3 separate regions of the Homo sapiens genome follow, and regions 1 and 2 are each linked to region 3. A link is a contact called in ENCODE Hi-C or POLR2A ChIA-PET data. All regions are on one chromosome and are shown on one strand. The core of a region is the stretch at or near the end of the contact, and the rest is flanking DNA. Distances in the headings are between cores, read along the strand shown. Region 1 overlaps LOC105372790 (a long non-coding RNA gene). Region 2 holds the start of LINC00649 (long intergenic non-protein coding RNA 649). Region 3 holds the start of RUNX1 (RUNX family transcription factor 1).

Region 1 (4,431 bases), core at 547-3,046, 1.0 Mb after region 3:
TTCCATATTAAATACTTCAACTGTCCTTACAACCCTCAGAATAAGGTCCAAGCCCTTGAACTTGGCTTACAAGACCCTTCACCATCTGGCCTTACCTACTTCCCCAGTCTGATCTCTCCATATTCCACCCTCACATGTTAATACTCCAGCCAAACCAAGCCACCTACACTTGGCCTCCTGGTCTTTGCTTATGGTTTTCTGCTCCTGGAATATTATTTCCAGCTCTCCTGGCTGCCCAAATCACACTTACATTTTATATTCATTTATTCCACAAACATATCTTGAGTGCCTGCTATGTGTCATAACCTATCCTAGGCGCAGAGGATGCGGTAGAAAACAAAACAGAAAAATATCTCACTTCATGAGCTTCCACTTTGGTTAAGAGAGACAGACACAAACTATCAGCAAGTGAATACAGGGAGTGCATCAGATAGCGCTAGTGCTTTAAAGAAAAATAAAACAGGAGGGTAAGGGGTTAAGTTTTTAACTAAGCAGTACATGAGAGTCCTCACCGAGGAGATGGCATTTAAGCCTGGCTTGAACATTACTCCCTCCTGGAAGCCTCCTGGAAATTTCCCAAGACCAGGGTAGGCGTCATCTTTATAAACTTCTATGAAGCCTTTATTTACCCATCATAGCACTTACCGCACTTTAAAGGACTTTTGTGTTTGCGTGTGAGTGTCAACTGTAAACTTTGTGAGGACAGAGACTGAGTCTGTTATTTATTGTATATCAACAGCTCCTTGTAGATATATGTTCCTTGAACAAACGGATGCATTGACAGCCTACATTATTTACAAGTTTTATTATACAAAAAATTTATGTAGTATTTATTGTAATGTCCTGTGTTACAAATCACTTTCTCACCCACTGTCTCGTTTGAGAGATGTGGGTCTTATTGTCACCTTTTAACAGACACTCAGAAAAGTTAAGTTTCTTGCCCAGAGTGTCACAATAAAGGCTAAACCCAGCTCAATCACAGCTCTCACATCTTCAGACCCAGAGTGCTTTCTAGAAAAGCCCCCTGCCTTCCTGCATGTTCTAAGAAAACGCAAACCACTAACCCCAGGGCATTAGCCGTCCTCAGCCAATTTTTACTGTTCCTCCCTGAGTTATCATATTCTCATCTCCCCAGAAAACTTCCACCAAATGCTAAAGCCAACATTTAAATCCAAAGGTAAAACCTTCTGGAATTCCTTGATGTAGCCACTGCACAGGCTGGCCTGTGTTCTCATATCAGTTTTCAGAACAATTCTTGCCCTCCTGCAAGTCCACATTTAGCAGATCCACTCAGACAACTACAGAGTGGGGATCAATTGAATTCCTTTCCTAGCTGACACTTTTGAGCTAAGACTGTCTTTTCCATGTGTTAATTTTAAAATGTGGGTTTCATAAAAGCTGCAGGCGGAACAGCAGATGGGGGTCCGTTAGCAATCATTAATATCCTCTATTCGTTGCCTGCCCCCCCAATTGATAAAGTGTCACTCCACTTGGGCAAAAGGGGCCAAAAAGGGAGCGGGGCACAGAAACTCACTGTTCAACAAAAGCCCTCCCATGCAGTGAAGAGCTGGCCCCATCAGAGTGCCTGTGTCTTGCAGGATTTGGAGAAGGGAGCCTCAGCTACCCTCCCTTGAGCGAGGTGAAGTTTGTTGCAGGAGTGATGGGACAGCTCTTGGTAGTTTTCCACTTGCTACTCATGAGTTCTCACCCTGTTTGGCTCTTTGTCACTTGGTCCCATAAAAACACCCACTGCAGGATGCTTGCTCATGCCACCCACCCACCAAATGGCATGTGGCAAAGAGGGTCAGAAGTTCACACACTTCCTCTTTGTTTTCTTGTGTTTCTTTCTGCATAAGCACCTCTCAACAGGCCAAATGGTTGTTGTTGCCACATAGATTTTTGTATTGATGGTTTCCTGCCATCCCCTCATTCTCAAGAGTGGATGGGGGCAGAACAGGGGAGAGTTAACTATTTTGATGAAGAGCAGTTTATAGGATGAATAGGCACAGACAACAAAAGTAAGCCTGGATGCTTTGAAATGAGCTGCTTTGTATTGAAGAGCTTGCTTCTGCCCTGCAATACTTCCTTGCAGTTGAATAGATACTGCAGAGAGTAAACACACTTATCTCTCTCGAGAAAGAAAAAAAATTGTGTTCCCAGGAAGCTGGAAAATTCTCCCATAGGTATAAACATTTAGGAAAAAAGAGATAAGCCGCCTAATTCTAATAACTAGGAATAACCAATTAGGTCATCTGTCCTCACCTCTGTCACTTCTCTCTGAGGCTTGTGGTGTTCAAATTCTGCTACCCTTAACTTTCTAGAAGGAGGGAGAAACACCTCAATTCCTTTCCACTCTTCCGGTTCAGATGGTTCAAACAGCTGGACTTCTTTGACAAAAAAAAAATGACTTTAATCATGATAGAAACATAGTACTTGAAACACAGAACAAACAGAAGAGAAAAACATTTTCTGTGATAGTTTTCTCTTTTGGTTTCTGAAAAGTGAGCAAAATTTTTAATTAAAAAAACCCATAAAATTGCCTTAGGACACTCTCGACACAGATGAGAGAAGACAGTCATTAAAATAAATTACAGAATGGGAAATGGCACCATTACCATTCTCCACTGATTTTTTTTAGAAGTGTCTTTTACCAAAAACCTTTTTGACATTCTAATAAAAGCAAAATGTTTTAAGTTAGGAGTGGCTTTTCAGAGCAATATCCCTTTGCCTCAATGGTTACTAACCAAAATACATGGATAAGATAAATCTGAATAAAAGCAAGAACTAAACCAAACTGAATTAACTTCTTCTCAGCCAGAGGTTAATTTTAAAGCATTAAGCTGAACCATCATTCCTGATGATTGTGGAATGAAGTATTTGGAAGTATACGTTTCATCAACAACTGGGAGACACGGAGTGTGGTTAGGAGAATACCTTGGAATTACACAGTGCTGGGTTCAAACCTGAATTGAGTCATTTCCTAGTTGTGTTCTCTTGAGCAAGTTACCTAGCTTATCTAAACCTGAGTTTCTTCATCCATAAACTGGGAATAATAATAACTGTTTCATCTGTCACAAGGTTGTGAAAAGGATTAAAAGATAATACAAAATGCTTAGAGATACAAAAGGTGTAGTAGGGTGTCTGGTACCTTTTAAGCAAAGCTATTATTACTGTATGGAATATTCAGAAAAACTACTAACTGCTGCACAATGCACACAATTTTTTCCTCATGTGTGCAAGGACTTGAAACTAAAGAATAGAGTTTGGGATCTTCCTACATGGAAGCATGTTAATCATGGTCTCAAAACCAGATTGAACAATATTTGCAGTCAGCTTGCAAACTTTCACAGTATCAGGTCACATGGGATGGTTCTCAGGGTCCCAGGAGAGGGATTGAATTGTGTTGTCCTCAAAATTTATATGTTGAAGCCTCAATCCCCACAGTGAGATTGTATCTGGAGATAGGGCATTTAGGAGATAATTAAGGTTAAATGAGGTCAGAAGGGTGGGGCCCTAACCCAATAGAATTGGTTGCCTTATAAGAGGAGGAAGAGAAATTCCTCTCTCTCTCCCTCACTCCCAACTCCCACCCCAGCCCTGCTATATGCACAAACTAAGGAAAGGCCATGTGAGGACACAGCGAGAAGGCGGCCATCTGCAAGTCAGGAAGAGAGGCCTTACTTGGAAGCCAATCAGCTGGCACCTTCACCTTCCTGCCTCCAGAACTGTGAAAAATGCATGTCTGTTGGTTTAGCCACACAATCTATAGTATCTTCTTACGGCAATCTGAGTTGATTAATACAGAAGGAAAGATATCATTAATTTTACCCCACAACCAGAAAATCGAAAACATGCCTTACTGAGCAGAGAATGCTTCCTCTCTAGAATACCCCTGTCCCACTCTTGAGAGCTGGCCAAATGTACATAAAATTGATGGCTTTATCTGATTTTGAAAGAGAAATACATCAAATCCCAATTTTTTTAAGTTAAGTAACTTTGACAGGGGAAAAAAATTCACCTCCCAATGGAGGGCATAATTTGTACAGTAGTCTGTTGGGGGATACATTTTGTTGCACAATTCAAACCTGTAGCCAGGATTGAGTAAGAAAGCAACTTCAATGATTTTGGAAGAAACTGCCCTAAAACCGGAAGCCTTAGTTCCCTTCTGAAATACATCTCTACAAGTGGTTCACAAGTTTAAAGACAGATGTTATCACCAGTTATTGAAATGATAGTTTCCCCAGGGAAATGGGCACTGCCCCAAGAGAGACAAAAATGTAGACAGAGAATGAATAAATCCTGAAATGTTCTAGTAATTTCTACGACAACACCTCCCCCTTCTTGCCAGCTCTACTCTAAGCAGATGCTGCTGAGCCCTCTGAACCTTAGAAGGGTGGCCTCTGCAGGGTGGAGGCAGAGGCACTGGCTGGG
Region 2 (4,541 bases), core at 1,429-3,928, 1.1 Mb after region 3:
AAATAAGGCAGATTCTAATTCATAGGCCTTTGGTGGACATCTGTCATTTTTTAAGCTCTACAGTTGACTTCAATCAGTAGCCAGGATTGATGGCTACCATGAAAGACTACTTCTAGAATATTCTCAGGAAACCTTTAGAATTGGAACACAAATAAGGAAAATTTCCAGGCCCTGAGGACATCAGCAAATCTGGATTATATAAACCCCATTAATTCCAGGGTGAGCAGTGCTGTCACACATCACAAAAGGAAAGACTACTACTCCTTTTGTCCTTGTCACAAATGGACTGACTTGATCCAATGTCCCTAAGATGGTGCCAACTTCATTTCTGATGAACAGCCACTTTGAGAACTGTACTGTGAGGCTCTGCCAACTGGAATGACTTGTTTTTATCATTTTTTTTCTCTCTCTTTCATTGCTTCATTTAATTGCCAAGCTATGACTGGAGTTTGCTGTGTCTTTGGGGCTCAGGTGTACAAGGAATTCCCACAAATTAAAAAATATATTCAAGAAAGCTCAGAGTTTATGAAATTATATGCAACTTAGCTTGATGTTAGTCTAATGCCCATCTCAGTGTCTTCTTGAATGTATAACAAAGAAAAGGTGATTTTTAAAAGTTAAAATTGGTTCAGGCCAAGCATGATGGCTTACATTTATAATCCCAGCACTTTGGGAGGCTGAGGCAGGTAAATCGCTTGAGCTCACGAGTTCAAGACCAGCCTTGCCAATATGATGAAACCTCATCTCTACAAAAAATACAAAAAGTAGCCGAGTGTGATGATGTGCGCCTGTGGTCCCAGCTACTTGAGAGGCTCAGGTGGGAGGATGGCTTGAGCCCAGGTGGCAGAGGTTGCAGTGAGCCGAGATTGCATCACTGCACTCCATCCTGGGTGAAAGCCTTGTCCCAAAAAAAAGAAAAAAGTTAAAATTGATTCAAAGGGAGTTGGTGACAGCTCCTTATAGGGTCAGTCTTGGTTGCTTCTCTATTCCCTACAATTTCTATCATGATCTCAAATAGGCCACTCATATTTGTTTAAAGAGTTCATGCCTGCAATGAATGAATGAATAAAGATGGCTTTCTATCCCATTTCAAGCCATACAATATAGATGATCTGAATTACTCTGCTGTCCTGCAGATTTGGCCTTGGTTCCCAAAGACCACCCCACTAATAGCCCCCTGATTGCTTAAAAACTCAAAATAGCCAGTGCTTTTATCCAGCCCTACAATTCTATCCACAGAACCATAAGCCCGTAGAAATATGCTACCAGCCCAGCCTCCCCCAAGGAGGTGTCCTGCAAAATGAAAAGTATGGCATTCTTTACCACTTTCGGGTCAAGGGGCCATCTCCAAGGTCACACTAATTCATCTGCTACAGACACTGTGGCTGCCTTTAAACCTTGAGCTAGAAAAAGCCTCCTTTATTCTCCAGTCACCTCATCTACGCTTTTCCCAGCCTCTCCGTGGGGTCAGCAGTGACCACTTCCTTGTACCAAACTGCACTGCCCCAACAGAACACCAGCCTGATTTACCAGGATCCTCAAAGCAAGTGTTCCTTTCTGTGTGTTCTTTATGCATAAAAAGAAACAAAATGATTCCTCTGTCACCAAACTTTGCCAATGGTTTTTGGGGTGGTGCATCCCACTGTGGGGTCCAGGAAGATCATATTCTCTCTGGAGCATTTCAAAATCGGACTCCGCCACTCGCTGTCCCACGTTCTGGGAGCACTTCCCCACATCTGAATGTGTTTCCTTGCCCCAACTTTTACTTTCACTTTTGCTCCAGCTAAATAATTATATAAAGAAAAAAATGTAGAATTTATCTTTCTTTTTTTTCTTTTTTTTTTTTTTACCATGTAATTTCCTTTTTCGTGGTGAACTCCTACAAAGCCTCGGCCGTTCTCACATTTTTGTTTGAACCAAACATAAACGCTCTTTTTTATAAAATAAATCTTGCTCTGTGCTTGCTTGCCAATGTGCCCTGATTGCTGATTGTTCTAAAATCACTAGTCTGTCTTCCCTTGTAAACCCCCTGATGAAGACACCCAGTTGTGACTCACCTAGCTGTGGTCCCCTGCAACCAGGTGCCTCCAAAATGGGGCTGGCGTTGACAATAACCATTTCCCAGCTTTTAGAAAGAGGTGACAGAGCTCTGTTGTAGTGTCTGAGCCACAACTCAAGAAGGTAATGAGAATAAGGAGCCAAGATGGCCGAATAGGAACAGCTCTGGTCTACAGCTCCCAGCGTGAGCGACGCAGAAGACGGTGATTTCTGCATTTCCATCTGAGGTACCGGGTTCATCTCTCTAGGGAGTGCCAGACAGTGGGCGCAGGTCAGTGGGTGCGCGCACCGTGCGCGAGCCGAAGCAGGGCGAGGCATTGCCTCACTTGGGAAGCGCAAGGGGTCAGGGAGTTCCCTTTCCGAGTCAAAGAAAGGGGTGACGGACGCACCTGGAAAATCGGGTCACTCCCACCCGAATACTGCGCTTTTCCGACGGGCTTAAAAAACGGCGCACCACGAGACTATATCCCACACCTGGCTCGGAGGGTCCTACGCCCACGGAGTCTCGCTGATTGCTAGCACAGCAGTCTGAGATCAAACTGCAAGGCAGCAGCGAGGCTGGGGGAGGGGAGCCCGCCATTGCCCAGGCTTGATTAGGTAAACAAAGCAGCCGGGAAGCTGGAACTGGGTGGAGCCCACCACAGCTCAAGGAGGCCTGCCTGCCTCTGTAGGCTCCACCTCTGGGGGCAGGGCACAGACAAACAAAAAGACAGCAGTAACCTCTGCAGACTTAAATGTCCCTGTCTGACAGCTTTGAAGAGAGCAGTGGTTCTCCCAGCACGCAGCTGCAGATCTGAGAACGGGCAGACTGCCTCCTCAAGTGGGTCCCTGACCCCTGACCCCCGAGCAGCCTAACTGGGAGGCACCCCCCAGCAGGGGCACACTGACACCTCACACGGCAGGGTATTCCAACAGACCTGCAGCTGAGGGTCCTGTCTGTTAGAAGGAAAACTAATAAACAGAAAGGACATCCACACCAAAATCCCATCTGTACATCACCATCATCAAAGACCAAAAGTAGATAAAACCACAAAGATGGGGAAAAAACAGAACAGAAAAACTGGAAGCTCTAAAATGCAGAGCGCCTCTCCTCCTCCAAAGGAACGCAGTTCCTCACCAGCAACGGAACAAAGCTGGATGGAGAATGACTTTGACGAGCTGAGAGAAGAAGGCTTCAGACGATCAAATTACTCTGAGCTACGGGAGGACATTCAAACCAAAGGTAAAGAAGTTGAAAACTTTGAAAAAAATTTAGAAGAATATATAACTAGAATAACCAATGCAGAGAAGTGCTTAAAGGAGCTGATGGAGCTGAAAACCAAGGCTCGAGAACTACGTGAAGAATGCAGAAGCCTCAGGAGCCGATGGGATCAACTGGAAGAAAGGGTATCAGTGATGGAAGATGAAATGAATGAAATGAAGCGAGAAGGGAAGTTTAGAGAAAAAAGAATAAAAAGAAATGAGCAAAGCCTCCAAGAAATTTGGGACTATGTGAAAAGACCAAATCTACGTCTGATTGGTGTACCTGAAAGTGATGGGGAGAATGGAACCAAGTTGGAAAATACTCTGCAGGATATTATCCAGGAGAACTTCCCCAATCTAGCAAGGCAGGCCAACGTTCAGATTCAGGAAATACAGAGAACGCCACAAAGATACTCCTCGAGAAGAGCAACTCCAAGACACATAATTGTCAGATTCACCAAAGTTGAAATGAAGGAAAAAATGTTAAGGGCAGCCAGAGAGAAAGGTCGGGTTACCCTCAAAGGGAAGCCCATCAGACTAACAGCGGATCTCTTGGCAGAAACCCTACAAGCCAGAAGAGAGTGGGGGCCGATATTCAACATTCTTAAAGAAAAGAATTTTCAACCCAGAATTTCATATCCAGCCAAACTAAGCTTCATAAGCGAAGGAGAAATAAAATACTTTACAGACAAGCAAATGCTGAGCGATTTTGTCACCACCAGGCCTGCCCTAAAAGAGCTCCTGAAGGAAGCGCTAAACATGGAAAGGAACAACCGGTACCAGCCGCTGCAAAATCATGCCAAAATGTAAAGACCATCGCGACTAGGAAGAAACTGCATCAACTAACAAGCAAAATAATCAGCTAACATCATAATGACAGGATCAAATTCACACATAACAATATTAACTTTAAATGTAAATGGACTAAATGCTCCAATTAAAAGACACAGACTGGCAAATTGGATAAAGAGTCAAGACCCATCAGTGTGCTATATTCAGGAAACCCATCTCACATACAGAGACACACATAGGCTCAAAATAAAAGGATGGAGGAAGATCTACCAAGCAAATGGAAAACAAAAAAAGGCAGGGGTTGCAATCCTAGTCTCTGATAAAACAGACTTTAAACCAACAAAGATCAAAAGAGACAAAGAAGGCCATTACATAATGGTAAAGGGATCAATTCAACAAGAAGAGCTAACTATCCTACATATATATGCACCCAATACAGGAGCACCCAG
Region 3 (4,228 bases), core at 1,604-4,103:
GATTTTAGACTCCATCCAATTTGGGTGGTCCATCTCTGCCTCCATTTTCTGGCCAGAGAATCTACTTTATAATAGACATGTGGAGTTCAGAGATAGCATGCGGCAATCATGTAATGAATATCCCTAACAGAGGGTGCTTTGATTGGATTGGACTGCACACAGAAGTCTATACATTAATTACAGGGTTATGCAGGTAAACATCTGTCAACCCTTTCTAGTATTTTCATAGGGCCATTAAAAAAGACACCTGAGCATTTTCTCCCCACCCCGCCCCCCCACCCATGGTGGCATTTAGAAGCTGCAGCCAATATGAGCGAGAATGAAAACTGTCATCCAATTCCTTGGCAAAGCCACAGTCCACTGCAGACTCTTGGGTACAATCCCCAAGCCAGAAACCCAGGGTCTGAGTCACTTGCAGGAACTAGGACAGAGGGTGTGGGTCAATACACAAACTTAAAGAGTCCTAAACCGTTCTAGTTAAGTTAGGATTAAGTATTTCTCCAGGCGGTTCATTGATGACAGACGTGCCCTTTTGTCTTGGGCTCCTAGGGAAGTGGTAAGGCCAAGTTCACCAGCAGCTGGCTGAGGCTTTACTTATTGTCATGACCTGGAGGGTGCCCAGAAAAGCTCCAACTGTTGCCTCACCAAGCTGCGAAGTTATGCTGCGGCTGCCGTGGCTGTTAACCCCGCCCAGGAAGGCCGTGCAGGGCCAGCGTGCAGGCCTTTGTATTCTGCCCCCTGGTGCCCTGTTGAAACCTCAGTCCCGAAGATGACAGCGTATAGTGAGGCTTCAACGAGCCCCAGCCTTAGAGTGTCTTTACACTCTAACCTGTCCTACAAAGACCCCACTGGAAGAAATAGATATCTGGCTAGAGCTAGGCCCAAAGAGAAAAGTTGAGAATTCAGGCCGTTCACTGCCTCATCCAAACCCTTCTCCTAAGCATCTGGACACCTAAGGCTAAAAGCATCTGGGGAGTTTCTAAAATTAAATCTCCCAAGGATATTCTGTATGGCCCCTTGAATTGCTAAGTCATTATTAAGTGTGAGTCGACTCTGCAGTGGCAGCTGCACATTACAGCCCTCGGCTCTTAGGGCCCTTCCAGGGAATATTAAGTGTGGGAGAGAAAAATGAACCTGGTTTGGGGTTCAACTCAGGCTTGACTTTATTAGGGAGGGTAACAACACAGGCCCATTATGTTCATTATGTTCACAGGGGATTTGCACTGAGAAGCAATATGAAACACGCATCACATTTAAAGATTCACGAGCCTCATAAAAGAGATGTAGCACTATTATTCTTTTTTAGATGTTAGCAGTGTCAACATGTGGCCAGCTAACTTCTCACAAGTGTAAGAGAAAGCGGTCTGTTGAGTTTCAATTCCTGCTTTAGTCAAAACAGGAGTAAGTAAAAATTGTGTCTGTTCCTTTTGAAAGACTTGTGCCATGGAAGCTACTATCGTTGTGGGTCTTTGTGTGTGTGAAATTAAGTGGATGAGGGAAAACCGAGGGAGTGTTGTGGGAGTTCAGCCTTTCTGAAGTGCCTGTGCTGGCTACTGCAGCTTAGAATCCAGGACTGGCATTTACAACCCATCATCACACAGGTTCTCTTGACCCTATGTGTCGAAATTTCACGTGCGCAGAGTGCTATGGCGGATGTAGGCAGAGCAGAGCCAAATGAATAAGGTAGTAAATCAGGAAAATAAGCCTTTCTTCATCTTGGAACTACAAAACAAAATGACGTTTTAGTTGTCAGCAGGTAAAGCCAGTGGGGCCGGAAAATGAAATACGTGTGACCACAGTGGTTTGCCCACTTACAAAATTATCCTGTTTTTAGCATCTTCAAACAGGCATGTCTTTCTAAGGTAGAGGACGCGCTATATAATATTCATTAGTCAGCCCCAGGAGAAGTGTCTCCTCCTGGTTCCCCTTCTATTGTGGCATCCTCATGTGCTCAAAGTGTAGTTTTACCTACAGGTGTAAATTAGCCTATTGATTTGAATTGAACTAGAGAAAGGCAATACAGGGAGCTTTCCCAAGTGACAATACAAATAAACATCTGCAGAGTAACCACTGCTTTGTCCCAAATACAGAAATTCTCTCTGCTTTGTTTTCCTTTAGCTTCCTAATTTGTGTGTGTGTGTGTGTGTGTGTGTGTGTGTGTGTGTGTGTTAAGACTGTACTATGATTTTATCTCTTTACTGAAAGAGATACATACTAAAGTTGTCCATTTAGGGGGAATAAAACCACATAATTTTGGTTTCATTAAAACAGTCCTTTTATTTCAAAAGTAAAATTCTTTCCCTTTCCCAGGCTTTAAAATACCTGTGAGTTGCCAGCCCGTTGTAGGGGTCAGACTCTCACCAAAACATTTCTTTTTATTTATTTTTCCCTTTTATAGTTTCACTTATGCCATGATAGACGTTACCAAGGACTTAACTCTCCCGGAGCTGATGCCTAGCATTTTAAATGATGGGATCCACATCCTGTCGGAGCAGCGGCTTGATGCCAGCGTTGAATTACTATTGAATAAGCAGCAATGAAATCTTTATCAAAATAATCAGTAGTTCCAAAAACCACAAATAACAACAGGAGCCGAGTTGTACTAAATCAGCAAAGACCATTGAGATATAATAAGTGACTGAGTCACTTTTTTCTACATCCCCCCCTCTTGCAAAGTCTACTCGGCTATTTTCTTGCACAGCCTGGGGGAGGGCAGGTGGAGGGAAGGAAGGGCATTGCTCAGAAAAGAAAAAAAAAAATTGACATCACTTAAGTCACATGATTGGCAAGAACCAATTGAGATGGGCTGTGGAAAGGGGAACAGTTAAATTTGTAATTTGGGTTGTGTGAAAACTTCTTTGGGCCTCATAAACAACCACAGAACCACAAGTTGGGTAGCCTGGCAGTGTCAGAAGTCTGAACCCAGCATAGTGGTCAGCAGGCAGGACGAATCACACTGAATGCAAACCACAGGGTTTCGCAGCGTGGTGAGCATCACCAACCCACAGCCAAGGCGGCGCTGGCTTTTTTTTTTTTTTTAATCTTTAACAATTTGAATATTTGTTTTTACAAAGGTGCATTTTTTAATAGGGCTTGGGGAGTCCCAGAGGTATCCAGCAGAGGGGAGAAGAAAGAGAGATGTAGGGCTAGAGGGGTGAGGCTGAAACAGTGACCTGTCTTGGTTTTCGCTCCGAAGGTAAAAGAAATCATTGAGTCCCCCGCCTTCAGAAGAGGGTGCATTTTCAGGAGGAAGCGATGGCTTCAGACAGCATATTTGAGTCATTTCCTTCGTACCCACAGTGCTTCATGAGAGGTGAGTACATGCTGGTCTTGTAATATCTACTTTTGCTCAGCTTTGCCTGTAATGAAATGGCAGCTTGTTTCACCTCGGTGCAGAGATGCCTCGGTGCCTGCCAGTTCCCTGTCTTGTTTGTGAGAGGAATTCAAACTGAGGCATATGATTACAAGTCTATTGGATTACTTACTAATCAGATGGAAGCTCTTCAGAAATGTTTTAATAAATACTTAGTTATGCTGTTGGAGTGTTCAGTCGGTGCGTGAGAACTTTGTCAAGTGCGAGTAAGTTGTGCTGGTCTTGTTTAAAGGCTTAGAGATTATGAAGCTTGCACGAAGCTCCCTGGGTTTTATTTTGCTGTCCCTTGCCCGGAATGCCTGTGTCTGAGTTATCCTTAACTCGGCATGCTGTGTGGCCCAGAATGCAGCCTGCCCTGGGGCTTAGCAGGCACATGCACAGAGCCAGCCAGGAGGGCTGGTGCCAGTGTGGGGCAGGAGGCGGAGGCTCTCAGATAGCCTTGCACCAGCCTGGGGACTTCAGGGCCAAAGTGGCAAGGCAGCTGTCTCTATAAGGCAGAGAGTACAGGAGACTGACAGACTTGGTTAGGTTAAAATCATCAGCATGGGGCTGTGCTGTGTTTTTCCTTGTAGCCTCAATGCAAAGAGACAACCAGCATCTTTCAAGAGAGAAAGGAAGCAAATTGTGGCATACCGAGGTCTCTCTGGAAAAGGGCAATAGAGAAGTTTCCCGAGTTAAGCATTCTCGCAGCTTAAGTCGTTAGATTACAGGCTTATGAATAGGAACAGCCAGGGTGGAAAACCTGTCTCCATTTTTGAAACCAGCCTCTTGAAATGGACAAAGCTGTGGTTGAGCTGTGAGTGTGTGAGTATGTGTGTGCATGTGCGTCTTGTGTATCTTTCGTGGTAAAAGAGG

Evidence for each region. A loop is a pair of places that touch in the nucleus more often than their neighbours do. ChIA-PET counts read pairs that join two places held with the same protein, here RNA polymerase II (POLR2A). Pooled maps may share reads with other maps.
Region 1: a loop to region 3 is called in a map of natural killer cell, with 7 times the contacts of the local background. The contact joins the enhancer-like site here to the promoter of RUNX1 in region 3. A Hi-C loop is called at or near these places in 1 of 168 maps with a recorded cell type or tissue (natural killer cell), 2 of 37 single-sample maps with no recorded cell type and 5 of 50 pooled maps.
Region 2: a map of CD8-positive, alpha-beta T cell shows a loop between it and region 3 (6-fold over the local background). The contact joins the promoter of LINC00649 here to the promoter of RUNX1 in region 3. A Hi-C loop is called at or near these places in 2 of 168 maps with a recorded cell type or tissue (CD4-positive, alpha-beta memory T cell and CD8-positive, alpha-beta T cell), 1 of 37 single-sample maps with no recorded cell type and 11 of 50 pooled maps. POLR2A ChIA-PET finds 5 or more read pairs at or near these places in 1 of 52 experiments (activated CD4-positive, alpha-beta T cell).

The regions. Positions count from the first base shown.
Region 1 is chr21:34,020,441-34,024,871 of GRCh38, reverse strand. All of the region lies in intron 2 of LOC105372790 (a long non-coding RNA gene), which reads right to left. Among named protein-coding and RNA genes, the nearest start is that of MRPS6, 51 kb to the left of the region's middle. RefSeq lists an enhancer at 4,212-4,391. Within about 2 kb of position 1,796, at least 7 of the 41 ENCODE cell types and tissues checked have a DNase peak (open chromatin) inside an H3K27ac peak, as active enhancers do; they include natural killer cell, where a contact is called at or near this core.
Region 2 is chr21:33,929,259-33,933,799 of GRCh38, reverse strand. LINC00649 (long intergenic non-protein coding RNA 649) reads right to left here and starts at 2,678. Exons shown (of 3, transcript NR_038883.2): 1 at 2,058-2,678. RefSeq lists an enhancer at 2,384-3,025.
Region 3 is chr21:35,047,927-35,052,154 of GRCh38, reverse strand. RUNX1 (RUNX family transcription factor 1) reads left to right here and starts at 2,853. Exons shown (of 9, transcript NM_001754.5): 1 at 2,853-2,987; 2 at 3,197-3,313. The coding sequence starts at 3,256. RefSeq lists enhancers at 3,011-3,130, 3,491-3,630.